2 separate regions of the Homo sapiens genome follow, and region 1 is linked to region 2. Evidence: read pairs that join two places in POLR2A ChIA-PET (ENCODE). Cell type or tissue: OCI-LY7. All regions are shown on one strand. Links, peaks and the distances in the headings refer to the core of each region. The heading gives the core; the rest is flanking DNA.

Region 1 (15,683 bases), core at 4,534-7,033, 120 kb after region 2:
TGCCTACAGTAAGGGTTCTCCTTTTCTTCCTGCTGCTCTACAGATATTCCTCCAAAACTGTGTTCCTGACTAAGTAAGATAATCTTCCCGATACAAGTGAACTATGTAGAACAGCTATGAATCCCTGATGTAAATGCCAAAAGTACTTGAAAGACACAGTTCCTGCATCCAAAGTTTTACATTATTAAAAAAAAAAAAGAAATCAAAGTATATATATAAACTATAGCACAAGGCACACACACACACACACACACAAAAAAAAACAAAGAGCATGCTCTGAAATGAGCAGCCTGACTACAATGAATAGCTCAGTGGAAGATAAGGGTTAAAGTTTTTTTTTTTTTAATTGGCAACACCTTAAAAGGCAGCCTGGAGGGCCAGGATGAAGTTTTCATAGTTCATTTGGTTGGAAAAAGATCCATTGAATATACAGCAGAGATAGTACATAAATATATTTTATAAGGTCACCTTGACAGCAGTTTATATTAGTCAGATCAGATGTAGAATTCCCATTTTTTATCTAACTCAATATAAGGAGGTGGGGAAATAAAGAAAAAAGATGAAAAAAAAAAAAACATGTATGCTAAAAAGCTCCACTCTTAATTCCACTACACATAAACCAGGAATGGGGATAGGAGTAATACATGAGAACGCAAGGATATTTCAAGCAGGAGGAAGATGGTCTGCTAAATAGTAATGTCAGTCTAACTGAGCTTGGATAGTGTGAATTTATAGATGTAATAAGCAGAGTCCTGACACTGTCTTTATCAGCACTTCACAACCTAAGATTAATAGTAACAATGGTGAAACACTGTTAGCAGAAGTGGAAAATAGAATGCAAAGCAGGTGTTCATACATAACTGGATAACGATGGAGTGGCCTGATGAAGGTGATGACAGTAAAAGTGGATGGACTGGAGAAATATTATGAAAGCAGAAACAGGACTTACTGAAAAATTAACTATAAGAGTTGACAGAAAAAAGAGTAATCAGTGATGACTCCTAATTTTTTGACTTGAACAACTAGGTTGATGCAAGAGCCATTTACTACGATCAGAAAGAGAAGGAACAGATTTGTGGAGGAAGAACAAAGTTAGAGAGGGAATCAAACATTCTGATTTCACACATTTTAGAGATCTATGACACATCTTCATGAAGATGTCAAATAAGCCACTGTGGATATGAGTTGGGGAGCAAAGTAGAAAGTTCCGAGCAGTAACTGTAAATTTGAGCATTGCCATTATATAAACTGTATTTAAAGTCACAGGAATGCATGAGCTTACCTTAAGAAGGCAAATAAACAAAGAGCCTGGCCATTGGAAACTACAAATTTAGAAGTCAGGTAGAGAATGAACCATGAAGGAAACTTAGAAGGAAGAGCCTGTAAAGAAAAAATCCTTTCAAGAAATGAAGATATGTGAATATTACTAAGAGTTTGAGTGAGATGAAAGTGAAATACTATACAGCCAATACAAGTACAGGTGAAGTCTATATTTATTGACATGGAAAGATGGTTATGACCATATGTCAAAGAGAACACACTCTGGAATCCTCTGCCTAAATTCAAATCTCATTTCAACCACTTAGCAGCTATGTGAACTTTGGGGGTTATTTATCCTAACTACGTGAGTTTAATTTTCCCATCTGTACAATGGGCATAATAGTAATAATACTTACCTGAAAGGACTGTTGTGAAGACCTAGGTTACTAAATACAAATGGATTAAAAGTCTGGCTGGCATGTTACAACTGCTAAAAGAGTGTATGCTACCATTTATTACTACATTAAAAAACACAAATTACAAAACTATGTATATAATGATCCTTTAAGACTTAAATATATTACATTTATCTTCAGAAATGGGCAAGTTGGAAATCTAGATATCAAATTAATAAGAGTAGTTCTCTCTCAATTCTAACACTACAGGTGAATTTTAAAAATATAACGTTGGCTTATTTTCTCATTATTCTACTGTGAACATATTCATCATTTACATAATTCTTAATTTCAAGGGAAATTTTCATAACTCAATAGCGAAAAGTTTTAAACTTTCCTAGAATGAAAATGATTAGGAGAAAATATAAATACCCACTGAAAATAATTCAACATTAGTTTTGCAACAGTCTCCAAATGTCTGTAAATCACCAAGCAGTGAAACGATACAAAAAGGGTGGTTACCTTTATGTTTGAAAATGGTAATAGGGAGAAAGAAACATGATAAATGGAGGTTTTAACACGTTTTTCCACCTAATTCTAAGCAATTTAGACCTTTGTGAATGAGAATGCATTCATATATTAAATTCCATAGTTTAAAATAAAACAGCGACCAGGAAAAAATTTAATGTCACTTAACATTTTTCTTAGGAATAAGAAGTAAGCAGGGGGATTACACAGTGGGATTGCAGGATTACTCACACCTGTAATCCCAGCAATTTAGGAGGCCAAAGCAGGAGGACTGCTTGAGGCCAGGAGTTAGAGACAAGTGTGGGCAACACTGGGGGACCTTGTTTCTACAAAAAAAAAAAAAAATTCAAAACTAGCCATGTATGGCGGTACACACCTGTGGTCCTTTTTCTATTTTTAGATTTTTAAAGCTTTCTTATTGAAAACTAAAACACGCACGCCCACTAGCATAGGCCTACAGAGGGTCAGGATCATAAATATCACTGTCTTCCACCTCTACATCTTGTCCCACTAAAAGGTTTTCAGGCGAAATAACATGAATGGAGCTGGCATTTCCTATGGTAACAATGCCTTCTCCTGGAATCCCTCCTGAGGGACCTGCCTGAGGTACTTCTTGAGGAGGTGTCACTTTTTTCAGAAATATGTTCATGGTGGTTTGTTGGGCTTGTTTCTTTTCTCACTATTGAGTTGCATGAGTAATGTGTTGGAACTACGGCATTAAGATGGCTATGACCTTAAGACAGCTGACATTACTAGGTAAAAGGAATTTTTCAGCTCCATTATAGTCTTTGGGGACCACTGACATATATGCAGTCTATCATTTACCAAAACACCATAATGCTGCGCATGACTGTACTGTGCAATACCTACTGTGACATACTAAAGTTACTTGTACAATGAGAATTCTATCTGTAGAAATTGGCAGATCCTCTGTGGTAATGCATTTTTAACTTGAAATGAAAAAGTATTTCACATAAAAGGACAAATTTGCACCAACTATTATAAAACTTTCTTCAAATGTCTACAAAAACATACTCATAAAGATGTGCCAAATGTGGAACAGTCCACACATATCCGCCATACTAATTTATTTACTGTATACGAATCAACTTTAAAAGGCTATGAAAGAAGCACCTGCACTTCTCCTTTGGATTCTTATCCTTATTTTAAAGAATCTCTACATAAAGTAAAACAGAACCAAGAATTAAAGCTAAAACAAACATGCTATAAACTCTTGGGTCAGGTCATCAGATTAATGGAATGTTAAAATATTTTTCATTTCTAAAAATTAAGACTTTCTTTCTGCATATTTTGTAGCCAAAACAAATTTTGAGATGAAAAATTAATGATAAAAACAAAAATAAAAGCCTTCTTTATTTATACATCTTCCTTTTTCTTCTCTTTCCTTTAACAGATTAAATTGTAATGATCAAATTAACACAGTACAGTGAATATCCTGCCATTAAGACATGATAAATCAAGGTCTGTCATATTCCTTCCAAATTTCAACTCCAAATTCTGTATCTCTTCCATAACTACACAGGTATGCAGAAACAATGCATCTGTTTAAAATATTTACAGCATGAATCTATATACCAATAGGCAATAATACAATTAACCCTTAGGAAGCACTTTGACCAGGCTTATTTATATTATTAATCCCCCATAATGACTCCCATAAGATAGGTATAATTATCTCTATGCTATAGGTGGGAACTCAGAAAGACTCACGCCTGTGGTCACCACGATCTCTGAGTTAGAAAATGGAAGAGCTAGGATTCAACTACTATATATTTTCCCTATCTTTAGGCTCTTCTATAACTCAACTGTCATGTCATCTAATCTCCCACTCTCCCGACCACAGTACCAAAATTCTAAAAGCCAAAGCTTCACCATTTTCACATACAAAAAAAAAAAACCAAAAACCAAAAAACACAAACAACAACAAAAACCCCGAACAATAACAAAGCTTCATTGCTTTCTGAGGCAGTCCTCTCCTCAAATGTACCCCAAATGAAACTTTCAATTCTCTCAACCTCAGACGGCATTGTTCAAGTCCCCTGAGCGCCATACCCCTTGAGTATATCCTATCAATACGCCTTTTTTTTTTTTTTTTTTGAGATGGAGTCTCACCCTGTCACCCAGGCTGGAGTGCAGTGGCACGATCTCGGCTCGCTGGGACTACAGGTGCACGCCACCAAGCCCGGCTAATTTTTTATATTTTTAGCAGAGACGGGGTTTCACTGTGTGAGCCAGGATGGTCTCAAACTCCTGGCCTCAGGAGATCTGCCCGCCTCAGCCTCCCAAAATGCTGGGATTACAGGTGTGAGCCACCGCGCCTGGCCCCAATATGCCTTTTAAGACAGGGCAACAGGTTTCTGGTTCCACAGATAAGGAGCTTGGAAATCACCATCCATCCTACCAACAAATAAAATGCTGAAGAGACTGAAAAACCAACAGTGCTTCCGGGATCCAAAAGACAGGGGAGAACACCAAGCAAACCACTGACCCCAAACTAGAGAGACAAACAAATAAAGGGAGCCATGGCTACAAGATCCAAGATTCACAAGCAGAAATTGCCACAGGAACCAGTGCTGAGGTAGGAAACCTGAGCTGTAACTGACAAATTGCTGGGGGCTAAGTGGTGGTCAAGTCAGAAAATTAAAAACTTTGAAAGGGACCCAGTTATAGGTGAGACCCCACACCTTTACAGATTTTATATCCAAGAGCTCAACCAGAGTCTCACAGTAAATATTGGAGAAAAATCCCCTCACACTTCCAAGAGGGTTAAAGGGAAAGGAACATTTTGAAATATGCCACAGCATTCGCTTCTTAAGGTCAGCCCTCCGGATGTAACAGTTTTACTGTGTGTGTGTGTTTTTTTCCTTGTGTGTGTGTGTGTGTATTTAACAGTTTTGCACTGTGTGTGTGTGTGTGTGTGTGTGTGTGTGTGTGTCTCTGCATTCACAGATGACTTTTTTTCTATCAGCCCTTTGAATATATTGGCCCACTGTCTCCTGGCCTCTGAAATATTTGATGAGAAATCTATTCATAATCTATTGAAGATTCTTTGTATGTGACAAATCACTTCTCTTTTGCTGCTTTCAAATTCTCTTTGTAATTTTCAAGTGTGACCGTAAGATTTCTCATTGTAGATTTCCTTGAGTTCAAGTTCATTTTAGTTGGATTTTGTTGACTTTCTTGGATATTCATGGCTTTCATCAAAATTCGGGAGTTTACACCCATTCAAATATTTTGTCTCTTTCTTCTTCTGTTACTCCCACAGTATCTATTTTGTTCTATTTGAATGTGTCCTACTCATACCCCTTAGACTCTGTTCACTTTTCAATCTGTTTTCTTTGTTCCTCAGACTCAGTAATCTTCATTTTACTATATACAAGTTTGCTGATTCTTCTGCCGGCTCAAATCTGCCCCTTTGACTCCTTTTAGTGTTTTTTATTTCAGTTATTGTACTTTTCAGCTCTAGAAATTTTTTGGTTTCTTTTTAGGTTTTCTGTCTCTTTACTGATATTTTCATATTGGTCATACATCACTTTCGTGACTTTCTCTACATCTTCCTTTAGTTCTTTGAGCATCTTTTGGATAGCTGTTTTAAAGTCTTTGTTTTGGCCAGTAGTGGTGGCTCATGCCTGTAATATCAGCACTTTGGGAGGCTGAGGCAGGCGGATCACCTGAGATCAGGAGTTTGAGACCAGCCTGGCCAACATGGCAAAACCCCATCTCTACTAAAAACACAAAAACTAGCCAGGTGTGGTGACAGGCGCCTGTAATACTAGCTACTCAGGAGGCTGAGGCACGAGACTCTCTTGAACCGGGAGGTGGAGGTTGCAGTGAGCCAAGACTGCACGACTGCACTGCAGCGTGGGTGACAGAGCAAGACTCCATCTCAAAAAAAAAAAAAAAATCTTTTTTGAATGGATCGGCCATATTGGCCATCAGGTCTTTTTCAAGGACGGTTTCTTTTGATTTGTTTTTGTTTTCTTTGAATGGCCTATATACATTTTCCTGTTTCTTCGGATATAAGACATATTCTGCCGGTGTGATTGTTGTCCAGGTAACGAAAGAGATTCCTCTTGCTTGTTACTCCCCTCTCTTTTCAGAATCCTCTCTCTCCCCATCATTTGTGTTTGTGTGCTTTTTCATTAAGAGATGGGGTCTTGCTCTGTCACCCAGGCTGGAGTAAAGTGGTATGATCATGGCTCACAGGAGCCTTGACCTCCCAGGCTCAAGCAATCCTGCCACTTCAGCCTCCAGAGTAGCTGGGACTACAGGCACATGCCACCACATATGGCTAATTATTTTTAATTTTCTCGTAGAGATGGGGTCTCACTATGTTGCCCAGGCCGGTCTCAAACTCCTGGCCTCAAGCAATCCTTCCACCTTGGCCTCCCAAAGTGCCAGGATTACACGTATGAGCTACTGCACCCAGCCACCCCATCACTTTTGAAGGATAATTTCCTAAAGTGCAGAATTCTAGATTGGTAATTTTGCTTTCTTTTTTATTCGCAATTTTGCTTTCTTTTTTATTCTCAATACTTTAAAAATTTTATTCCACTCTTTTTGCTTGCATGGTTTCTGAGGAGAAGTCAGATAAAATTCTTATCTTTGTTCCTGTATAGGTAAAGTGTGGTTTGTTAGGCTTTTTCTTCTCTTGGCTTTCAGGCTTTTTCTTATGCTTGGTTTTCTATAGTTTGAAAATGATATTCCTAAATCTAACGTTTAAGACATTTATTCTGCTTTCTGTTCTTTGGGCTTTCTGGATCTGTGGTTTGGTGTCTGACATTAATTTGGGTAAAATTTTCACTATTATTTCAAATGTTTCTTCTGTTGTTTTTTTCTTCTTCTTGTATTCCCATTACACATATTTTACACCTTTTCTAGTGGTTCCATGGTTCTGTGATAATTCTGTTCTGATGTTTTCAGTCTTCCCTCTACATGCTTTCAGTTTTGGGTGTACCTATTGATATATCCTGAAACTTAGAGATATTTTATCAACCTTGTTCAGTCTAGCAATAAGTCTATCAAAGGCACTTTTCATTTCTGTTAAAAGTGTTTTTGATCTCTAGAATTTATTTTCACTTGTTCCTTAGGATTTCTATCTCTCTACTCACATCACCACTCTATTCATGCATGCTATTTTATCCATTAGCATATTAATCAAAGTTCTTTTAAATTGCTGGTTTGATAATTTTAGTGTTCCTACCATGTTTGCTTCTAATGCTTACTGTCTCTTCAAAATCTTTTTTCCTGCCTTTTAGTATGCTTTGTAATTTTTCCTTGATAGCGGGACATGATGCATTGAGTAAAAGGAACTTCTGTAAATAGGTCTTTAGTAATATAAGGTGTAGAGTGAGGCAATGTTTCCTATAGTTTTAGGTTCTACAATCTTGTGGGCAGTGTTCTATAGTCTTATGATTAGGTCTCAGCGAATCCTTATGCCTCTATACTGTGAACTTTAAATGTGCTTCTGAGTCATAGGATGGCTAGTGTGGGCTGGAGTTGTGTATTAACCTTCCCCAAGTTCCATTATGCTCTGGTTACATCTGGAGGGCAGGCCTTGTTAAGAAGCAAATGCTGTGGCATATTTCAAAATGTTCCTTTCCCTTTAATCTTCTTGGAAGCATGAGGAGATTTTTCTCCAATATTCACTGTGAGACTCTGGTTGAGCTCTTGGATATAAAATCTGTAAAGGTGTGGGGGCTCACCTATAACTGGGTCCCCTGCAAGTTTTTAATTGTCTGACTTGACCACCACTTAGCCCCCAGCAATTTGTCAGTTACAGCTCAGGTTTTCCTACCTCAGCACTGGTTCTCGTGGCAATTTCTGCTTATGAATCCTGGATCTTATAGCCATGGCTATTTGTTTGTCTCTCTAGTTTGGGGTCAGTGGTTTGTTTGGTGTCCTCACCTGTCTTTTGGATCCCGGAAGCACTGTTGGTTTTTCAGTCTCTTCAGCATTTTATTTGTTGTTAGGATGGATGGTGATTTCCAAGCTCCTTACTTGTGCAACCAGAAACCTGTTGCCCTGTTTTAAAGGGCATATTGATAGGATATACTCAAGGGGTATGGTGCTCTGGGAACTTGAAACAATGCCATCTGAGGTTGAAAGGACTGAAAGGTTCGGGGCTGGGCGCGGTGGCTCACGCCTGTAATCCCAGCACTTTGGGAGGCAGAGGCGGGCGGATCACAAGGTCAGGAGATCGAGACCATCCTGGCTAACACGGTGAAACCCCGTCTCTACTAAAAAAATTAGCCGGGCGTGGTGGCGGGCACCTGTAGTCCCAGCTACTCGGGAGGCTGAGGCAGGAGAATGGCGTGAACCCGACAGGCGGAGCTTGCAGTGAGCAGAGATCACACCACTGCACTCCAGCCTGGGAGACAGAACGAGACTCCATCTCAAAAAAAAAAAAAAAAAGTAGAATTGAAAGGTTCATTTGGAGCAGATCTGAGGAAAGGACTGCCTTGGAAAGTGACAAAGCTTTGTTATTGTTTGACTGGGTTTTTTGGTTGTTGTGTTTTCCCTAAACTGACAGGAAAGTTAAGACATTAACAGATAAACAAAAATTAAGGGAGCTTGTTACCAGTAGACCTGACCTGCAAGAAATGGTCAATGAAGTCCTACAGGGTGAAATGAAAACACACTGTTTAAACAGTAAGTTGAAGTCATGTGAAGAAATAAAAATCTCAATAAAGGTAAATACACACACAATTATAAAGTCCAGTATTACTGTAATAATGGATTATAATTGCACTTTTTGCTTTCTACATGATTTAAAAGGCCAATACATATTTTTAAATTATTAATCTAAAAGCTAGTATTATTGAAACTTTGTTTCATAAACCCATTTTGTTCTATATAAAAAATTGATGCATTTAAAGTGATTAGTTTATGGTTTGGGGCACATAATGAATAAGGAGGTAATTCTGTGACAGCAACTGGAAAGGGTGAGGGCAGAGCTGTTAAAGAAGCAGAGCTGGCCGGCTGCAGTGGTTCACGCCTATAACCCTAGCACTTTGGGAGGCCGAGGCAGGTGGATCATTTGAGGTCAGGAGTTTGAGACCAGCCTTGCCAACATGGTCTCCACTAAAAATACCAAAATTAGCCAGGCACGGTGATGGGCACCTGTAACCCCAGCTACTCGGGAGGCTGAGGCAGGGAAATCACTTGAACACGGGAGACAGAGGTTACAGTGAGCCAAGATGGTGCCACTGCACTCCAGCCTGGGCGACAGAGCAAGACTCTGTCTCAAAAAAAAAAAAAAAAAAGAGCAAGAGTTACTGTATATTCTTGAAGCTAAGCTGGTATAAATTGACATCTGAATTTTTATAAGTTTAGGATGTTAAATGTAATGCCTATGGTATCTACAAAGAAAACAGAATACATACTAAACAAATTGAGAAAGAATGTAAACATACCACTATAAGAAAATGAACTGAACACAAAAGCCAAGAGAAATGCAGGAAATAAGGGTCAAAAAAAAAAAAAAAAAAAAAGCTTTACAACATATAGAAAACAAATAGCAAAATAACAGAAATAAATTCTTCTTCCCAGTAATGACATTCAATGTAAGTGAGTTAAACTCTCCAATCAAAAGACAGAGATTGGCAGAATGAATTAAAAAAAAGATCCATCTATGCATTGTCCATAAGATAATCACTTTAGATCCAAAGACACAAACTGATTGATAGTGGAAGGATGGAAATAGTAACCAAAAGAGAGCAGAAGTGGCTATACTAATATCAGACCAAATACACTTTAAATCAATAAAGGTTACAGGAAACAAAAAAAAACATTATATCTTAATAAAAGTTTCAACACAGTAAGAAGACACAGCAATTACAAACATTTATAGACCTAGTAACAGACCATCAAAATATATGATGCAAAAACAGAACTGAGGGAGAAATAGACAGCTCTATAATAATAGTTGGAGACTTTCATTCTCTATTATCACTTAATAGAATGGAGTATGGAAATACAGTAAAGAAACAGAGGACTTAACACAATAAACTAACTAGATCTTAGGGATATATACAGAACACATAATAACATATATAATATTCTCAAGTGCACATGGGACATTTTCCAAAACAGATCATATGTCAGGCCACAGACTAAGTCTCAAAAGATTTAAAAAGATAGACATACAAAGTATATTTTCCAACCACAATGGGATGAAGTCAGAAATCGATAAAAGACAGGAGGCTGAGGCAGGAGAATGGCGTGAACCCGGGAGGTGGAGCTGGCAGTGAGCCGAGGTTGCGCCACTGCACTCTAACCTGGGTGACAGAGCAAGACTCCATCTCAAAAAAAAAAAAAAAGACTTCGATAAAATAACTACAATGAGAAAATCCACAAAAACATGGAAATTAAACAACACACAAATAACCAACGAATCATATAAGAAATCAGAAGGGAAATTAGGAAATACTCCAGAGACAAATGAAAACAACACAACAAAAAACTTAACGGAATACAGCAAAAGTAGTATATGGGAGAAATTTATAGCTATAAATGCTTACATTAAAAAAACGAGAATGATCTGAAATTAAAAACGAAACTTTACAATTTAAGAAACTAGAAAGAGAAAAACAAACTAAACCCAAAGCCATCAGAAGCAAGGAAATAATAAAGATTAGAGCAAAGATAAAACAGAGAACACAACAACAACAACAACAACAACAAAATCAATGAAACCAAAAGTTGGTTCTTTGAAACAATCCAAAAGAGTCACAAACCTCTGGCTAGATGGACTAATTAAAAAAACAGAGAATGCTCAAATTATTAAAATCAGAAATAAAAGTGGGGACATTACTACCCACTTTACGAAAATTAAAATGATTAAGAGAGTACTCTGACCAATTCTATGTTAACAAATAGAATAACTTAGATAAAACAGACAAATTCCTAGAAACACAAAATCTACCAAGACTAACTCACACAAAAAACCAGAAAATATAAATAGACCTACAATTAGTAAAGAGATTGATTCAGTAACCAAAACTTTCCTGACATAGAAAAGCTCTTTACCTAATGGCTTCACTGGTGAGTTCTACCAAATATTTCAATAACATCAATCATTCTCATACTTCTCTAGAAAACTGAAGAGGAAGGAACACCTCCTAACTCATTCTATGAGGCCAGCATTACCCTGATACCAAGGACAGATAAAGACATCACGGTAGTCCCCTCTTATCCTCAGGAAATACATTCCAAGACCCCAGTGGTTACCTGAAACCATGGAGAGTACTGAATCCTATATATATATTATGTTTTTTCCTATACATACATATCTATGATAAAGTTCAATTTATAAACTAAGCAACAGTAAAAATTAAGAATAATAAGAACAGGCCGGGAGCAGTGGCTCATGCCTGTAATCCCAGCACTTTGGGAGGCCAAGGCGGGCAGATCCCCTGAGGTCAGGAGGTCGAGACCAGCCTGGCCAACATGGTGAATCCCCATCTCTACTAAAAATACAAAAATTAGCCAGGCGTGGCGGCAGGCACCTGTAATCCCAGCTATTCGGGAGGCTAAGGCAGGAGAATCGCTTGAACCCGGGAGGCAGAGGTTGCAGTGAGCCGTAATCGTGCCATTGCACTCCAGCCTGGGGGACAACAGCGAGACTTCATGTCAAAAAAAAAAAAAAAAGAATTATAAGAACAATTATACAATATACTTTAATAGAAGCTATATGAATATGGTCTCTCTCTCTCTTTCAAAATACCTTATTGTATGTAATATTTTCAGACCCTGGTTGACTGCGGGCAACTGAAATTGTAGAAAGCAAAACTACAGGTAAGGGCAGGTGACTGTACGAGAAAACAACTATCAACCAGTTTCACTTCTGAAAATTAACAGAAAGATTCTCAACAAATTACTAGCAAACTGAAATCAGCAGTATATTAAAAGGTTTCCACATCATGACCAAGTATGATTTATTCCTAGAATCCAAGGATGGTAAAACATGTGCAAATCAATCGCTGTATTAAACCACATTAACAGAATAAAGGTAAGCAACACATAATCATTTCAATTGAGGGAGAAAACACATTTCACAAAATTCAACAATCTTTTTTTTTTTTTTTTTTTTTTGAGACAAAGTCTTGCTCTGTCACCCAGGCTGGAGTACAGTGGTGCAATCTCAGCTCACTGCAACCTCCACCTCCCGGATTCAACAGATTCTCCTGCCTCAGCCTCCCTAGCAGCTGGGATTACAGCTGCCTGCCACCACACTCGGCTAATTTTTGTATTTTTAGAAGAGATGGGGTTTCACCATGTTGACCTGGCTGGTCACAAATTCCTGACCTCAGGTGATCCGCCCACCTCAGCCTCCCAAAGTGCTGGGATTATAGGCGTGAGCCACCGTGCCCTGCCTCAACACTCTTTCATGATTTACAAAAAGAAAACACTGAACAAACCAGGAGTAAAAGAAAACCACCTCAACGTAATAAACTACATATGTGAAACACCCACGTGAATATCATACTCAATAGTGAAAGTCTAAAAGTTTTTCCGCTAAGATAAAGAACAAGAAAAGGCTTGTGCCACTTCTAGTCAACATAGCACTGGAAGTTCTAGCCAGAGAAATTAGATAATAAAAAATAAATAAAACTATCTTTGTCCATAAGTGATTTATGATCTTTTATGTAGACAATCCTAAAGATCCCACCTCCCAAAAAATGTATTAGAATAAGTTAGGCAAAATTGCGGCATACAAAGTCAACACTCAAAAGTCAATTATATTTCTATACACTAAAAATAAACAATCTAAAATGAAAATTACAAAAACAATTCCATTTACAATAACATCAAAAAGAACATTTAGGAATTAACTTAATTGAAAGAGACATCTAATAAAAACTACAAAACACTGCTAAAAGGAATTAAAGAAGACATAAGTAAATGGAACCCAGTCCCTTGTTATTAGACTGGAAGACTTAGTATTGTTAAAATGACCATTACCCAAAACAACCTAGAGTCAATGCAAACCCTGTAACTCCAATGATGTTTCTTGCAAAAATAGAAATAGAGGAAATAAGTGAAAGTAAAACAAAAACTGTTATTTTCATGTTCTTAACTGATCTAACAAATAAATTTGTTCAAAATAATAACAGCAACAATATATTCAGTAACATATGCTTGTCTGTATGTGTACTGGTGTGTGTGTATGTATACATATATATGCACAAAATGAATAACAGCAATGATAGACGTAACAGGAGGAAGGAATTAGGATTATTTTGTTATTATAAGGTATTTTACACCCCCCGTGAAGTGGTATGCTGTGATTTGAAAGGGGACTTGGATAAACTGTGAGTATATTTCTTTTTTCATGTTTTTATTAATAGACTTTATTTTTTAGAACAGTTTTAGGTTTACAGAAAAACCGAATAGGGTACACAAATTTACTATATACTCCCTGTCCCCTTCTCTTTTTCAGTTTCCTCTAATATTAACATATTACAGGAATGCATTAGTGTGGTACATTTGTTACAACTGATAAAGCAATATTCATACATTACTATTAACGAAGTCCAGAGTTCACATTAGGGTTCACTGTTTGTGCTATACAATTCTATGGCCTTAGCAGATAAAATGTTATGTATCCACCAATATGGTAACAGACAGAATAGGTTCACTGCCCCACAAATCCGCTGTGCTCCACCCATTCACCCCTTCACAACCTTCTGGCAACCACCAATCTTTTTTTCCCCCATAGGTTATAGGTTATTGGGGTACAGGTGGTGTTTAGTTACATGAGTAAGCTCTTTGATGGTGATGTGTAAGATTTTGGTGCACCCATCCCCCAAGAGTATACACTGCACCCTATTTGTAGTCTTTTATCCCTTGCACCCCTCCAATCATTCCCCTCAAGTCCCCAAAGTCCACTGTATCATTCTTATGCCTTTGCGTACTCATAGTTTGGCTCCCACATATCAGTGAGAACATACGATATTTGGTTTTGCATTCCTGAGTTACTTCACTTCGAGTAATAGTCTCCAATCTCATCTAGGTCACTATGAATGCCGTTAATTCATTCCTTTTTATGGCTGAGTAGTATTCCATCATATATACATAGCACAATTTCTTTATCCACTCGTTGACTGATGGGCATTTGGGTTGGTCCCAAGATTTTGCAATTGTGAATGGTGCTGCTATAAACGTGTGTGCAAGTATCTTTTTCGTATGACTTCTTTTCCTCTGGGTAGCAAGCACTAATCTTTACTGCTTCCAAAGTTGTCTTTTTCCAGAATGTCTTATGGAATCATAGAGCATGATTTACAGGCAGGATTCCTCATTTAGCATTTGAAGTTCCTTTCATAAAAATTTTATTTTTTAATTGACAAAAACTGCATATATTTATGGTGTTCAACATGGTGTTTTGAAGTAAGTATATGCTGTAGAATGGCTAAAACCAGCTAATTAACATATAAGCATTACCTCACATACTTTTAATTTTCTGTGTTGAGAACAGTTAAAATCTATTCTTTTAGAGATTTTTTGAAAATACATTATTAACTACAGTCACTATGTTGTACCATAAATCTCTTTAACTTATTCCTCCCATCTAACTGAAATGTTGTATCCTTTGACAAAGATCTCCCTAGCTGCTGGTAACCACCATTCTATTCTCTACTTCCATGCACTCAGCTTTTCTGGATTCCACATATAAGTGATATCATGTGGTATTCTTTCTGTGCCTGGGCTAATTTCACTTAATACAAGATCCTCCAACCATCAATTATCTATGTTGTTCCAAATGACAGGATTTCTTCCTTTTGTAAGGCTAAATAGTATTCCATTGTTTATACATACCATATTATCTTTCTTTATCCATTGTTAGACACTTAGGTTGATTCCATATCTTGGCTCTTATGAATAATGCTGCAATGAACATGAGAATGCAGATACCTCTACTAAATAATGATTTCACTTCCTTTAGATATATACCTACTAGTGGAATTGCTGGATTGTAAAGGTAGTTTTATTTTATTTTGGTTTCTTAAGACAGAGTCTCACTCTGTCGCCCAGCCTGAACTGCAATGGTGCGATCTTGGCTCACTGCAACCTCTGCCTCCTGGGTTCAAGCGATTCTCCCACCTCAGCCTCCCAAGTAGCTGGGATTACAGGTGCCTGCCGCCACGCCTGGCTAATTTTTTGCATTTTTAGTAGAGACGGGGTTTTGCCATGTTCGCCAGGCTGGTCTCGAATTCCTGACCTCAGTTGATCCACCCGCCTTGGCCTCTCAAAGTGCTGAGATTATAGGCATTAGCCACCGTGCCCAGCTGGTGGTTTTATTTTTAATTTTCTCAGAAATGTAAATAAATATTTAAAACTCTAGGGCAAACACTAAAAAAAAGGAAAAAAGTAGACAAACACTATAAAAAGCAAAAAAAAAAGTATAAACAATCTGCTAAGAAAGGAGAGAAAATGAAATCACATTAAATGATCAGTTAAAACCAAAAAAGACAGAAA
Region 2 (15,683 bases), core at 8,305-10,804:
AAGTTTTTGAGTTTGATGTAATCCCATCTGTCTATCTGCTTTTGTTGCCTGTCCTTTGTGTGGCATATCCATGGAATAATTGCCAAGACCAATGTCATGAAGCTTCTTCCTATGTTTTTGACTGGATTGGTATGTATCATGTTAGAAAGGATCCAATTTCATTCTTTTGCATGTGAAAACTTCTGCACAGCAAAGACAACAATTAACAGAGTGAAAAGGCAACTTACAGAATGACAGAAAATATTTACAAACTGAGTAAATGTGGGAGGAAAGGTGAGGAAGGAGTAAAGGATGACAGGTCTCAGCTTGAATAATTAATAAGGAGGAGAAGAAAATGATGAAGATGCTGAGTTCTGGTGAGTTTTAAATGCCTGAACCACGTCTAGATGGAGCTGCCCAGGAGGTAGTTGAGTGTGAGAGTCAGGAGTTGCGCATTAAAAACCCATCCAGAAGGGGAGGATGAGGACTGACTGCAAATGGACACAGGTGTTTTGGAGGATGAGGACTGACTGCAAATGGACACAGGTGTTTTGGGGGTGATGAAATGTTCTGGAATCAGAAAGTGGTGATGGTTGCCCAACTCCGTGAATATATTAAAAGTCATTTAATTGTGTCCTTTAAAAGGTGAATCTTATGGAATGTGAATTCTATCTCAATTTTAGAAGGAAACGGGTGGGCATTGGCCCCAGCGATGTGAATAAGCTCTCTCTGGAAGAGCACAATGGATCAGAAGAGGCGAGGATGCAGGACAGAACTTGTAACATTTACTAGAAGGGCAGAGACGCTGCCAGGAAACACCAGAGAAGAAAGCCAGGGGCACAAGGAGGCATAAAGACCAAGGGGAAAGAGTTTTGCAAGGCCTGGAAAGCCCAAAGAGGAATGTGCAAGGCAGTGCTGCCCAACGGAAATACAATGTGAGCCACACACATAGCTTAAATTTTCTAGTAGCCTGCTTATAAAAATGAAACAAGAGGTCGGGCACAATCGCTCACACCTATAATCCCAGCACTTTGGGAAGCTGAGGTGGGCAGATCACCTGAAGTCAGGAGTTCGAGACTAGCCTGGCCAACATGGTGAAACCCCATCTCTACTAAAAACACAAAAATTAGCCAGGCATGGTAGTGTGCACCTGTAATCCCAGCTACTCAGGAGGCTGACGCAGGGAGAATTGCTTGAACCCGGCAGGCAGAGGCTGCAATCAGCCGAGATTGTGCCACTGCACTCCAGCCTGGGTGACAGAGTGAGACTCCATCTCAAAAAAAAACAAAAAACAAAAAGAACTTGTAGAAATAAAAATATATAAAGTTGAAATATAAGACATAACTGAAGTGAGACTTCATAAACTCAAGACAGGAGAAATTATTCAGAAAATCAAGACAGAAAACACAAATGACGAATTAAAAACGTAGAGAAACTGAACAAGAAGGTCCAACCTATCTTTAATCAAAACTCCCAGAGGAGAGAATGGGAGAGAGAATGTCTAAAGAGAAAGTAAGTGAGAATTTTCCAGAACCAAAGAAATGCATGAGTCCACAGATATTGGAGTAGGTGCTCCACAAAAACAGGTGCATTAACAAGAAAGTGAGACATGGAATTCCCAAAGAGGGGGATGCCAGTGTGTTGGTGAAGGAAAAGACCAGCCTGTGATCTTGAGGCATGGCTAGGCCAGTGGGAGCAGGAGGATATGGGGCTTCTGAGGAGGTGTCTAAGAAAGGTTTTATTTTATTTCTTTCTTTCTTTATTTTGAGACGGAGTCTTGCTCTGTCACCCAGGCTGGAGTGCAGTGGTGCCATCTCGGCTCACTGCAAGCTCCGCCTCCCGGGTTCACGCCATTCTCCTGCCTCGGCCTCCCAAGTAGCTGGGACTACAGGTGCCCGCTACCACGCCCGGCTAATTTTTGTATTTTTAGTAGAGACGAGGTTTCACCGTGTTAGCCAGGATGGTCTCGATCTCCTGACCTCGTGATCTGCCTGCCTCGGCCTCCCAGAGTGCTGGGATTACAGGCGTGAGCCACCGCGCCTGGCAGAAAGGTTTTAAAGGAATGTTTATTATCTGATGCACATGACTGTGTAGAAAATAATATTGAGAGGGACTTTTCAGTTTTGTTGGAGCATGTGAAATCAATGATCAGTACATAGAAGCCTAAATAAAATTGGGAGGAAATGTAATTTCTCTATTAGCTCTAGAAAGAATACAAGGTTGTACAAGAACAGAATTGGGGTATATTGCACTCCTTAGTTCACCAGGGGATAACATTTACATAATCATAAGAATCAAAACGATACATATCAATTTAACTGAGATCTATAATGATTTTGAAAGAACAAAGGGAAGGGCAGGGGTAAGAATGATAACTCTTCATCTCCCATAATAGAAAGTCGATAGATAAGTTTAAATTTTAAAAAATATTAAGAAACAGCAGTGGATATGGTGTGGATCTGTGTCCCCACCCAAATCGCATGTTGAATAGTAATCCCCAGTTTTGGAGGTGGGGCCCGGTGGAAGGCGATTGGATCATGCGGGTGGCTTCTCATAAATGGTTTATACCATCCCCATGGTACTGTCCTCACAGTAGTGAGTTCTCACCAGATCTGGTTCTTTTAAAGTGTGTGGCACTTCCCTTCTCTCTCCTTTGCTCCTGCTCTGGCCATGTGACCTGCCTGCTGCCACTTTGCCTTCCACCATGATTGTAAGTTTCCTGAGACCACCCCAGAAGCTAAGCAGATGCCAGCATCCTGCTTCCTGTACAGCCTGTGGAACTGTTAGCCAATTACACCTTCTTTTTTTTATTTTTATTTTTATTTATTTTTATTTTTTGAGACAGAGTCTCACTCTGTCACCCAGGCTGGAGTGCAGTGGCTTGATCTCTGCTCACTGTAACCTCCACCTCCTGGGCTCAAGCGATTCTCCTGCCTCAGCCTCCCTAGTAGCTGGTATTACAGGCGCCCGCCACCATGCCCGGCTAATTTTTGTATTTTTGGTGGAGACAGGGTTTCACCATGTTGGCCAGGCTGGTCTCGAACTCCTGACCTCAGGTGATCCACCCACCTTAGCTTCCCAAAGTGCTGGGATTACAGGCGTGAGCCACCGCACCTGTCCTACACCTTCTTTATAAATTACCCAGTCTCAGGTATTATTTATAGCAAGGCAAGAATGGCATAATACAGCAGTAGAATCCTATTATTTCAAAATATGGATGCAAAGGCCTGAAGAAACAGCTAAAAGGCTGGCAAAGGTTTGACTCTAGGATGTGGGGCTCAGGGGCTGTGAGGATGGGGACAGAGAAGGCTGTTTTTATTATGTTTTGTAGAATTGTTTGACTTTTTAAGATTAGATTCAAATAAAACTAAATGGCCAGTGCAAGCTAATACTATCCTTATGGTCCCTCCCTTTTCCTACCTCTCCCTAGCCTTCCTCTATCACTCACATTGGAAAGTTACAAAGGTTTGGGGATGTGAAAACTTTTTTCTTCAGAGAATGCTTGCCTACTGTAGCCTTCTGAAATGCACAGAGGCAGGGCGAGATGGTAGCCTTTGCTTTCCTTAGGCAGCCCCACCATAGTGACATCATATTTGTCGTTCTAGGAAAAGTCATTGGAAATTGAAATGTTTGTTCCTTTGGTAGGATACACCATAAATACCTGCTTGACACTTGGCATTTGTTTCACTTAAAAATTATTTTGTTCTGGCTGGGCACAGTGGCTCATGCCTGTAATCCCAGCACTTTGGGAGGCCAAGGTGGGTGGACCACCTGAGGTCAGGAATTCAAGACCAGCCTGACCAATATGGTGAAACCCCATCTACACTAATAATACAAAAATTAGCCGGGTGTGGTGGCATGCACCTGTAGTCCCAGCTACTTGGGAGGCTGAGACAGGGGAATTGCTTGAACCTGGGAGGCAGAGGTTGCAGTGAGCTGAGATTATGCCACTGCACTTCAGCCTAGGTGACAGAGCGAGACTCCCTCTCAAAAAAAAAAAAAAAAAAAGGCTGGGCGTGGTGGCTCACGCCTGTAATCCCAGCACTTTGGGAGGCCGAGGCGGGCGGATCACAAGGTCAGGAGATCGAGACCACGGTGAAACCCCATCTCTACTAAAAATACAAAAAATTAGCCAGGCGCGGTGGCGGGTGCCTGTAGTCCCAGCTACTCGGGAGGCTGAGGCAGGAGAATGGCGTGAACCCGGGAGGCGGAGCTTGCAGGGAGCCAAGATTGCGCCACGGCACTCCAGCCTGGGTGACAGAGTGAGCCTCCGTCTTAAAAAAAAAAAAAAAAAAAAAAAATTATTTAGTTCTTCCACGTGATACATTGTTGCATTGACTTGACACAGTGAAAGTCATTGGTAAAAATGTCCTGGAAGGAACTCACACAGCCAACATGTTTTTCCTTTCCAGGATTCAGAACTGGAGTTTCCTGAAAGACTATGACCCAATGGTAAGGTAAAATATGTTCCTGCCAAACATACTTGCAATTGAATATTACTCATTCTTTCCATCATTCAACTAACATTTATTGAAGATCTACTCTACACCAGATACTGGATGTGCAGCGATGAGTCAAATACACTCTTGTTTCAAGGAATGCAGGGTCCGTTGGATAGAAAACAGTTACATGAAGCATTTAGAAATGTGTTTCCCTCAGTGTTTCTTAATTTTATTAAGATGAACCAATTGGAAATGACAGGCATCTGTTGCTGAAATGTCTCCCCTGATTGAGGATGGCAGCAATATGTAGTCATATCTGTGTGGCGTGCCCGAGAAGGACAATGAGATTGGGTAAAAATACTTTGTAAACAAATTCCCTGACTCTGGTATCACCACCTCCAATCCATCCTCCACATTGCCACCAGACTAATTTCCCTAAACGGCAGAACTGGCCATGTAGCTCCCCTGATTAAAATGCTTCAGTAAGTCTGAAATTTTCAGGTGGCTTACAAAGCCTCCTGTGATCTAAACCATCTATCTCCCCAGCCTCATTACCCACCCCACACAGACCCCACAACACACTTTTTTTTTTTTTTTTTTTTTTTTTGAGATGGAGTCTTGCTCTGTCGCCCAGGCTGGAGTGCAGTGGTGCAATCTTGGCTCACTGCAATCTCCACCTCCTGGATTCTAGTGATTCTCCTGCCTCAGCCTCCTGAGTAGCTGAGATTATAGGTGCACACCACCATGCCTGGCTAATATTTGTATTTTTAGTAGAGAGGGGGTTTCACTATGTTAGCCAGGCTGGTCTCGAACTCCTGACCTCAATTAGCCAACTGCCTCGGCTTCCCAAAGTGCTGGGATTACAGGCATGAGCCACCACACCCAGCCCCCACAACACTCTTTTATCTATGCCTTTGGGCATGCTCGTCCCCTGCTGGAATGTCCTTCCACCTGGTCAGCCTGATGGACTCCTATTCACTCTTCAAGATCCTGCTCTAGTGCCCCCTCTTCTAGGGAATCTCACCTTCCTGGGCAGGCTTGACCAGATCACTCCTTCCTTTGATTCACCAGCATATCTCACCCGTTATTTTGGTATTCCATGTAATGTAATACTGCAATGCCCAATTTCACCAGCTGTGAACTCCTTAAGAGAAAGGATGAGGCCAGGAATGGTGGCCCATGCCTGTACTTGGGGAGGCTGAGGTGGGAGGATCACCTGGACCCATGAGTTCAAGACCAGCCTGGGCAACATAGGGAGACCCTGTCTCTACAAAAATAACATTATTTTTTAAAAAGAGAAAAGATGAATATGAATTCATCACTGCACCCTATCACAACCCTAGCATTTGCCCCATCCCCCAGAGACCATAAAAGAGTGAACATTCAGTTCATGCTGGATGAATGAATGAATGGAAAGATGGATCTCACTACAAAAAGGATGATCAGCTGGATGCGGTGGCTCACGCCTGTAATCTCAACACTTTGGGAGGCCGAGGCAGGTGGATCACCTGAGGTTGGGAGTTCAAGACCAGCCTGACCAACATGGAGAAACCCCATCTCTACTAAAAATACAAAAATTAGCCGGGTGTGCTGGTGCATGCCTGTAATTCCAGCTACTCGGGAGGCTGAGGCAGGAGAATAGCTTGAACCTGGGAGGCAGAGGTTGCAGTGAGCAGAGATCACGCCATTGCACTCCAGCCTGGGCAACAAGAGCAAAATTCAGTCTCAAAAAAAAAAAAAAAAAAAAAGATGGTCAAAGAACCAACCTGGAAGATGAGCAATATGGAAAGTCACTCGAGGGGGTGGCCATGCTTACCTGGACCCTGCCAGGTTGAGGAAAGTTTTAATGCCTGCATTGTGGACCTGCTGGACTTGTTGCTGTCTATTCTGGAGGGAAAATTCAGCTCATGGGACCTGATATCCCGACCTGTGCATCTGGTCTGGGCTTCCAGCCTGTAAGAGTCTCTCCCTGCTAAGGGCTACATGATAGCAACCTGACTACTGAAATCTGCATCATGGCCAAAGGGTGGAGCCACCTCGGCATGGACTTTGCCAGGTGAAAACCATGATCTCCTTACTTGACAGGTCATGTCATTTCTATTAGACACAGGGTAGCAGAAAGGTAACCCTAAACAGGGGCAGGAAGAGCTGAGGATGTTTTCCCACTTGTCAGATTTTTTTTTTTTTTTTTTTTTTTTGAGATACGGTCTCACTCTGTTGCCCAGGCTGGAGTGAAGTAGCATGATCATGGCTCACTGCAGCCTCAACCTCCTGGGCTCTAGTGATCCTCCCACCTCAGCCTCCTGAGTAGCTGGGGCTTACATGCACGTGCCCCCACACCCAACTAATTTTTGTATTTTTTTGTAGAGACGGGGTCTCACCATGTTGCCCAGGCTGGTCTGAATCTTTCCGCCAAGGCTTCTCAAAGTGCCAGGATTAAAGGCAAGAGCCATGGTGCCTGGCCATCAGATTACATTTAGTCATTCATTCATGCATGCATCCGTTACAGAGTTTACCCAAACGCACGTTCACATATGGCCAAAACAGCACTACTCATAAAAGCCCCAAACTAGAATCAACCCAAGTGTGATCAGTGGTGATACAGGTGAATAACTTGTGTGATATTCACACAGTTCACACCATGGAGTACAGTTCACACCATGGAGTACAGTTCACACCATGGAGTAACGTACAGCACTGAGAATGAATGAACGGCAGCCACACTCCAAAGCTGAATGAATCTCACACACATAATGTTGAGAGAAAGAAGCCAGACAGAAGAGCCATGATTCCACTAATGTAAAGTTCAAAACCAGGCAAAGCTAATGCGTGGCATTAGAGGTCAAGGTCAGGGTGCCTTGGGAGCAGAGACAGGGGCTGAGGGGCTGAAAGGAGGTGGGGGAGGGGATCATACCCCTTGATCTGGTTGGGCACATGGGCATCTTCACTTTGTGAACATTTGTCAAGCTGGACAGTGATGGCTTGTGCGTTTTCTGTGTGAATGTTATACTCTTAAGTACAAATTTACCAAAAAAAAAAAAAAAAATCAAAACCTCCCACCAGATGTAAAGTGGCATCTTAGTCCTGGGGATAGAAAGGGGAATAAGACCTGATCCTTCCCTTGATCTCTGCAGGTCGCAGCATGAAAGTTAAGGGATCTGGGAGGCACCTGGGGAAGGGGAAGTGGAGGAAGAGGAGGGACAAGCTTGGCAGAGGCTGTGGCATCGGGTCACTCTTGGGGGATCCCAAGTCCAAACCAGGATTGAATCACCTGGAGATGCTTCACAAAGAGAGGCAGCTGCTCTCTGCTCTGTTTTCTCCCATTCTAAGGTCCTCCTTTTTCCACGCTCTGTGTGACCCGAGCTGTCCCCTCTCCTCAGGGCAACAAGAAGGAGCCTGAGAAGTTGCCAGACCATGTGCCTCTCTTTTCGGACACAGTTCCCAGTTCCACGAACCAGGTTGTGGGCAGCAGGCTGGACACACCCCTGGGACAGACTCTCATCCGCATGGACTTCTTCTTCACAGAAGGGGCCCGGAAGAAGAAGCTGGAGGACCAGATGCAGCCCATCTAGGAGCAAGGAGGGCTGGGCTGGCCTTCCCCAGGTGGGTGTGGGTGGGGACAAGAGACCCAGCCCACAACAGCACCAGTCAGCTCCCCACACAAGGCAGCTTGGGTCTGCACTGTCTGTAAGCTGCAGGACACTCTTCCAGGGGACCCAAGGGGTCACTCTTACACACTTTTTACACGTAAGATTCAGAGGAGTCAGTAACTGGTCCACGGCCGTACAATCCCCAGCCCTTCCAGCTTGGGAACTCATGGGTGCCCCATGAAAGGGACCCTGCATTGTGGTCAGGAGCACTGAATGCCTGGGTTCAAATCCAGCTTGTGACCCTGATGAGCTGTGGGACCTTGAGCTGGCTGCTGCAACACTCTGTGCCTCCGTCTCCCCTCCTGCGATTCAGTGTGTTCACTCCTTGCAGCTGCTGTGACAAGTGAGCACAAACTGCATAGCTTAAAACAACACAAACGTATCATCTTACAGCTCTGAAGATCACAACTCTGACATGGGTGACATGTTGCAGAGCTGTGCTCTTTTAGGAGTATCTGGGGAAGAATCTATTTCCACATTTTTTCCAGTTTCTCAAGGCAGCCTGTATTCCTTAGTTGGCAGCTCCTTACTCCGTCTTTGAAGCCAGCATCCTAGCATCTTCAAATCAGTCTCTATCGCTTGCTCTCTCCTGCCTCACTCCTTCATCTTTTCTTTCTTTCTCTCTCTCTCTCTTTTTTTTTTAGAGACAGTGTCTTACTCTGTCACCTAGGCTAGAGGGCAGTGATGCAATTATAAATCATTGTAGCCTTGAACTCCCGGGCTCAAGCAATCCTCCCACCTCAGCCTCCCAAGTAGCTAGGGATACAGACACATGGCAACATGCCTGGCTAATTTTTTTTTTATTTTTATTCCAGACAGAGTCTCGCACTGTCGCCTAGGCTGGAGTGCAACAGTGTGATCTTGGCTCACCGCAACCTCCGCCTCCTAGGTCCAGGCAATTCTCCTGCTTCTGCCTCCTGAGTAGCTGGAATTACAGGCATGTGCCGCCATGCCTGGCTAATTTTTTGTATTTTTAGTAGAGATGGGGTTTCTCCATGTTGGTCAGGCTGGTCTGAAACTCCCAACTTCAGGTGATCCGCCTGCCTCAGCCTCCCAAAGTGCTGGGATTACAGGTGTGAGCCACTGCGCCCGGCCATGCCTGGCTAATTTTTAAAATTTTATGTAGAGATAGGGTCTCACTATGTTGACCAGGCTGGTCTTGAACTTTTGGGCTCAAATGATCCTCCCACCTTGGCCTCCCAAAGCACTGGGATTACAGGCATCTGGTTTCACTTCCTCCACCTTTTAAGGACCCTTGTGATTATATCACAACCTTTATATTTAAGCAAAAAAATGCAGAAAAGGCTTAGTTCCTCTTTGTTGGTTAAAACACAAATGGATTCATTCTTTCAAACATCCGCATTCTCCTCTTCTTCCTGGGTGCTCTGCCAGGCTGTGGTTTCCCTTGGTTTGGGTGGAGCATGTGACAGAGCCATGGCCAGTGGAATGGGAGCAAAAACCCTAGGTCTCCCTTCCAGGCCTGGTCCATGAGACACTCCAGGTATTGGCTTGTTCTCCTTTCCCCATCAGCTGAAGAAGGGAGAGGACTTGGAGGATGCAGGGAAGAGAGGGGCACAAGATGGAGGGAGCATGTCAGGACCAAGCCTGGAGCCCTGAGTGAGCTCGTGGAGCAGAATCTCCCGACACCCACACTGACACACAAACAAAATAAACAAAAACTGGCCAAAACAAAAACAATAGCCCACACTTCTAGGGTAAAGCATTTTAAATTTATTTTCTCAACAACCCAAGAGAATCAACAGGCAGGGATTTCGTATTCATTTAATACAGGCAAAACCTGAGATTCAGAGAGGTGAAATAAAATCCCGAACATACATTAATGCCAGGCCTCAAGCTTGAAGCCCAGTGTTCTCTGCAGGACCCCAGCCGTGGCCTCCAGAAAAGAGAGAAAAATGGGGCAGGGGCTGAAATGACTGCTCTGTCTTTGATGCTTGCTTGGGTCTTATTCGGCAGTAGCTAAATGTCACTGTTATTTGCATGCATTAACTCATTTAATCCTCTCAGCAACCCTATGAGATAGATACTCCTATAAATGAGGCAACTAAAGCGCAGAGAGGTTAAGTCACTTGCCCAAGGTCACACAGCTGGCAAGTGGTGAAGCTGGGGTTCAGACTCAGCAGTTGAGTCTGGCTCCAAGGACTATATACTTAAGCATTATGCTATATGGGTCCCCTTTAATCCTCAATGAATTGATTCCCCCAAATTTAGCAAATTACAGGATTTTTCTGCTTAAAGAAAGTCTCTTGATTCTTGAGAAAGGAAAAACTGATTTTTCCAATCTCTGGGATCCCTACTACCATCAAGAATAGATCATCGGTGTTTCCAGGAGTTACACAGGACAGGACACGTTATTTCCATGCAACAGCCCCTGTGTTTCATGCCATACCCTGGCCCTGAGCGACTGTGTGATGGAGCAGACCAGGCCCAGTGTGACTTGGCCAGGAAGAGGCCCAACCCTTCCTACTTGGATCTGGAGGCCACCGCCTTCTTTCTCAGTGTCTGACATGGAAGCTGGGCTCCCTCTCCACTCTGAGATCATCAGCTGGGTAAAGGTCAGTGGCCAGGACAGCCAGGGGTCCTGGTCACATCCTGGCTGCATCCCATGAAGGTCAAGTGCTCGTCCTTAGGCTGGGTGGGTACAAAGATGCTGGAGGCTCCTTAAAGACCCAATCTACGTTTTTGCCCTGAGCCTGCCTTATATTATTCTCACACTCAAAATAAAGAAGATTTCCATTTGAGGGAGGGAGAGGCACAAGAAAAGTCAAGGTTAAGGATGGCTGCAAGTGGTCAGGCCTGTGCAGAGGGGAGAGAATCACTGAGTGCCCTGGAGGGCAGTGAGGAGGGCCAGGGACCAGCGCCGGTTCTGCCACTCCTGGAAGCACAGCCACTTACAGACAATGCAACCTATAAGCACAGACTCTGGGCTTGGCACATTACCCACATTGTGTCTTTTGCACGTATTAGAATTGTCACCATTTGAGAGGTTTGGAAACTAAGCCGAACACTTCATTCAATCTGGTCAGGGTCTCACAACTAGTGAAGAGCCAGGATCCATCTCATGTGTGACTTCTCCATGCTGCCTTCCCCGCTCCAGGCCTCAGTCTCCACAGTTATAAAATGGCGCGGGAGGGAAGAAGACAGATTTAAGGGCATCTCCAGCTCCAGGATTCTCTTCTTTGAGCATTCAGGGAGTACTGAAGAAGAAAGGGGTTTGAGTTCTTTTACAGAGTGCATTAGTCAGCTGTGATAATGCTGTGTAACAAAACACCCCCTTCCTTGCTCACAGGTCTGCATGTAGCTGGGGCTCAGCTGATTTTGGCTGGGCTTGGCTAGACTTGCCTCCACACTTCAGGTTAGGTTCAAGTTTTTTGTGCATGTCTCTCATTCTCTTGGACTGAAAGCCTCCTGGGGCATGTTTTTCTCATGGCACATCACAAGGGTGCAAGGGCCCAACAGAACTGTGCAGGCACACTGATGGCTTCTGCATGCAGAACTGCTTTCTGTACTCTGCAATGACCTGTCATCACGCCAAATCCCTCACAACCAGCCCCACCCACCCTCTGCTCCTTGCCACATCTGCCTTCTTTTCAAGAAGACGCCTGCTTCTAACCTTCCCCATCTCACCCACTGGGAGCCCAGAAAACCAGGACAGAGGGGCATCTGCAGTGAAGTCCCAAGGCCAGCCTTTCAGCTCGTTTGGGCCAGAACAAGGGAGGGTGGATGGGCCAGGAGGTCATGAAGAAGTGGGCACCAAGCCTGCAGGGTCAGTGCCAGCAAAAGGAAATGGGGGCATTACCTATAAAGAGATGGGCACTTGGAGACCAAGGGCCAGGAGACAGCAGGGCTTCAGGAAAGGAAGAATCAAGACCTGAGAGCCATAGCAAGCCTGGAGGGATGCTTGCTTCACATTTTTTTTTTTTTTGAGATGGAGTTTCGCCAGCTTGTCGCCCAAGCTGGAGTGCAATGGTACGATCTCAGCTCACCACAACCTCCGCCTACCAGGTTCAAGCGATTCTCCTGCCTCAGCCTCCTGAGTAGCTGGGATTACAAGCATGCACCACCACACCCGGCTAATTTTGCATTTTTAGTAGAGACATGGTTTCTCCATGTTGGTCAGGCTGTTCTCAAACTCCCGACCTCAGGTGATCCACCTGCCTCGGCCTCCCAAAGTGCTGGGATTACAGGCATGAGCCACTGCGCCCAGCCAACTTTCCACATGATAAAAAATGACTTCTATCCACGGAAAGTACAAGGCGAGCCTGGAGCAACTTCCTGTGCCAGAAACTAAGAAAAATTCAAAAAGTGATGAAAATATGGAAAAGGGATACAAGGACCAGCCTAAATTTGGGACAATATGAGCATCGAAATGAAGAACAGTAATAGGCCACCCTGACCACGCCCATGCCCACCCCCAGCCAGTGCCACAAGCCCCACCAAATAACATTAATAATAATAACAATAACAAATAATCCATGGGTTCATACCAATAATTTTTTTAAATTTTAAGTACTAATGAAAACTCTTTTTTTTTTTTTTTTTTTTGAGATGAAGTCTCGCTCTCGTCCCCCAGGCTGGAGTGCGATAGTGCGATCTCGCTCACTGCAACCTTCGCCTCCTGGGTTCAAGCGATTCTCCTGCCTCGGCCTCCAAGTAGCTAGGATTACAGGCACCCGCCACCATGCCTGGCTAATTTTTGTATTTTTAGTAGAGACGGGGGTTCACCATGTTGGCCAAGCTGGTCTCGAACTCCTGACCGCAGGTGATCCGCCCGCCTCGGCCTCCCAAAGTGCTGGGATTACAGACATGAGCCACTGCGCCTGGCCATGAAAACTCTTTTCTATTGAAGAATGCAGAATAAATGATAACAGAAAAATCAGCATTTAATGACTCAGCAATAACTGACTTAGGCAAGAATCAATAAAAGACACTAAAACGACTGAGTGAAAGATTCTTAGAGAACGGTAAATGCTGAAATCTAGAAGATACTGCCTTAACCAAACTATTAAGCCAAACCTCACCAATAACAGGACAGCTGACACCGTGCTCCCCTGGTGTGGTTCACTGAGGACAACGCTACCTACTTACCTAGGAAGCACTCTTGCCAAAAAAAAAAAAAGTAACTAGAATATAATCAGGAAGAAACTCCTGGCAAACCCAAATTGAGAAATATTCTGCCAAAGAGTTGGCCTTGATTCTTCAAAAATGTCAATGTCTGCCAGGCGCTGTGACTCACGCCCATAATGCCGGCACTTTGGGAGGCCGAGGTAAAAGTATCGCTTGAGCTCAGGAGTTTGAGACCAGCCTGTACAACATGCTGAAACCGCATCTCTGCTAAAAATACAAAAAATTAGCCAGGTGTGGTGATGCAGGCCTATAGTCCCAGCTACTTGGGAGGCTGAGATGGGAGAATCACCTGAGCCCAGGAAGTCAAGGCTGCAGTGATTTATGATCTGATCACTGCCTTCCAGCCTGGGTGACAGAATGAGACCCTATCTCAAAAAAAATTAATTAATTAATTAAAATAAAATAAAAATAAAAAAAGTCAATGTCATAAAAGACAAAGAAAGGCTGAAGAAGTGATTCAGCCCGTGATCCTTGACTGGATCCTGGGTGAAAGCAAAAGCAGCTCTAAAGGACACTTTGCAGACTAAATGTTAGCTAACACCATTGTATCAGTGAGAAAGTGCAGAGTGTGGTGAGTCCATTGAGGCTCTGTAGAAGAAAGTCCTTGTTCTTTTTGTTTGTTTGTTTTTGAGACGGCGTCTCACCCCATTGCCCAGGTTGGAGTACAATGGCACAATCTTGGCTCACTGCAAACCTCCACCTCCCGGGTTCAAGCGATTCTCCTGCCTCAGCCTCCCGAGTAGCTGGGATTACGGGTGCGTGCCACCATGCCCAGCTAATTTTTTGTATCTTTAGTAGAGACGGGGTTTCACCATTCTGGCCGGGCTGGTCTCGAACCTCGTGATCCACTCGCCTCAACCTCCCAAAGTGCTGGGATTACAGGCGTGAGCCACTGTGCCCAGCCGAAAGCCCTTGTTCTTAGGAGGTGTTTGCTGAAAAGTCCCATGATGTATATAACAAACTTGCAAGTGGCTTAACGAAAAATTTGTGTTTAGGATTTTTTTTCTTTTTTTTTTGAGATGGAGTCTCGCTCTATCACCCAGGCTGGAGTGCAGTGGTGCCATCTTGGCTCACTGCAGCCTCCGCTTCCCAGGTTCAAGCAATTCTCCTGCCTCAGCCTCCCGAGTAGCTGGGATGACATGCACCTGCCACCATGCCCGGCTAATTTTTGTATTTTTGTAGAGACAGGGTTTCACCACATTGGCCAGGCTGGTCTTGAACTCTTGACCTCAGGTGATCTGCCAGCCTCAGCCTCCCAAAGTGCTGGGATTACAGGTGTGAGCCACCGTGCCCGGTGGTTTAGGAATTTTTTTTTTTAATGAAGGTGGGGGAATGGCCACTGTGAAAGAAAAATAAATCTCAACTCCAAAATCACTAAGCTAAGGGAAAAGTCAAGCTGGGAACCTGCCTCCCATTTTAATTCCTGAATAAGATGGCTATAAAGATAAAACAGCTACATGCCTCCCTCACAATTTGCCCACAAGGAAATTCCTTGTGGGCCTCAAGATCTTTACCCTACTCAGGATCATGCCAAGAATTAAAAAAAAAAACAAAAAACAAAACTTTACCCTGAAACATTTCTGTTGAATTCATCCTGGCAATGTAAACTGATAGCTGATCTTAACAGGTGCAGGACAGAAAATCATTCCTCTGCTCACCTGAGAGAAATGCTTATCTGATTGCTTCCTCAGACCTACTGTGTATGTAAAAATGAAGATTCACTGAGCCAGACTAGATTGTGAATTCACTGAAAGGCTGATCAAGGACTCAAAAGAATGCAAGCTTTTGTCTCTTATCTACCTATGACCTGGAAGCCCCCCTCTTCGAGTTGTCCTGTGTTACTGGATGGAACCAAAGTATATCTTACATATATTAATTGATGTCTCAGGTCTCCCTAAAATGCACAAAAGCAAGCTGTACCCCAGCCACCTTGGGGACGTGTCGTCAGGACCTGTTGGCAAAATAAACTTTTAAATTGCTTGAGACCTGTCTCAGATATTTTGGGTTTACTGCCACCACCAATGGCTCTCGAGTTCAGATCTCCTCTGTTGAAGAGAGTCAGGGGGTGAGGGTGGGGGAGGCATGGAATCAGTTTCTGCTCAATTCCATGTTCCCACGTGAAGGTGTAACCACCTAAAGGGCTCACCTTGCCCGCTGCCTAGACAGACCCCATTTATCAAGACAGGGGAAAGAGCAATTCACACAGAGCCAGCTGTGCGGGAGATTGGAGCTTAATTATTACTCAAATCAGTCTCCCTGAGCAGAGCATTCGGGGATGGAAGTGTTTTTGTTTTTGGTTTGGTTTGGTTTGGTTTTAGACGGAGTCTCGCTCTGTCACCCACTCTGTCTGGAGTGCAGTGGCACGATCTCGGCCCAGTGCAACCTGTGCCTCCTGGATTCAAGTGATTCTCCTGCCTCAGCCACCAGAGTAGCTGGGATTATAGGCACAAATCACCATGCCTGGCTA

The links. Peaks named below come from ENCODE experiments on the same cell type or tissue, not always from the same donor. Only the 100,000 strongest peaks of a DNase experiment are listed, where the experiment ranks them.
Region 1: POLR2A ChIA-PET joins it to region 2 with 7 read pairs; 3 of 35 experiments call an interaction of 5 or more read pairs at or near these places.

Annotation. Positions count from the first base shown.
Region 1 is chr2:11,263,419-11,279,101 of GRCh38, forward strand. The region is part of intron 3 of ROCK2 (Rho associated coiled-coil containing protein kinase 2); the gene reads right to left. Among named protein-coding and RNA genes, the nearest start is that of ROCK2, 73 kb to the right of the region's middle. In OCI-LY7, for the core only: no CTCF peak of the experiment used is centred there; no DNase peak of the experiment used is centred there.
Region 2 is chr2:11,136,119-11,151,801 of GRCh38, forward strand. It overlaps CIMIP5 (ciliary microtubule inner protein 5), which reads left to right. Exons shown (of 3, transcript NM_001371321.1): 2 at 4,392-4,431; 3 at 7,802-15,199. The coding sequence ends at 7,993. Among named protein-coding and RNA genes, the nearest start is that of CIMIP5, 11 kb to the left of the region's middle. In OCI-LY7, for the core only: no CTCF peak of the experiment used is centred there; a DNase peak (open chromatin) is centred at 9,383.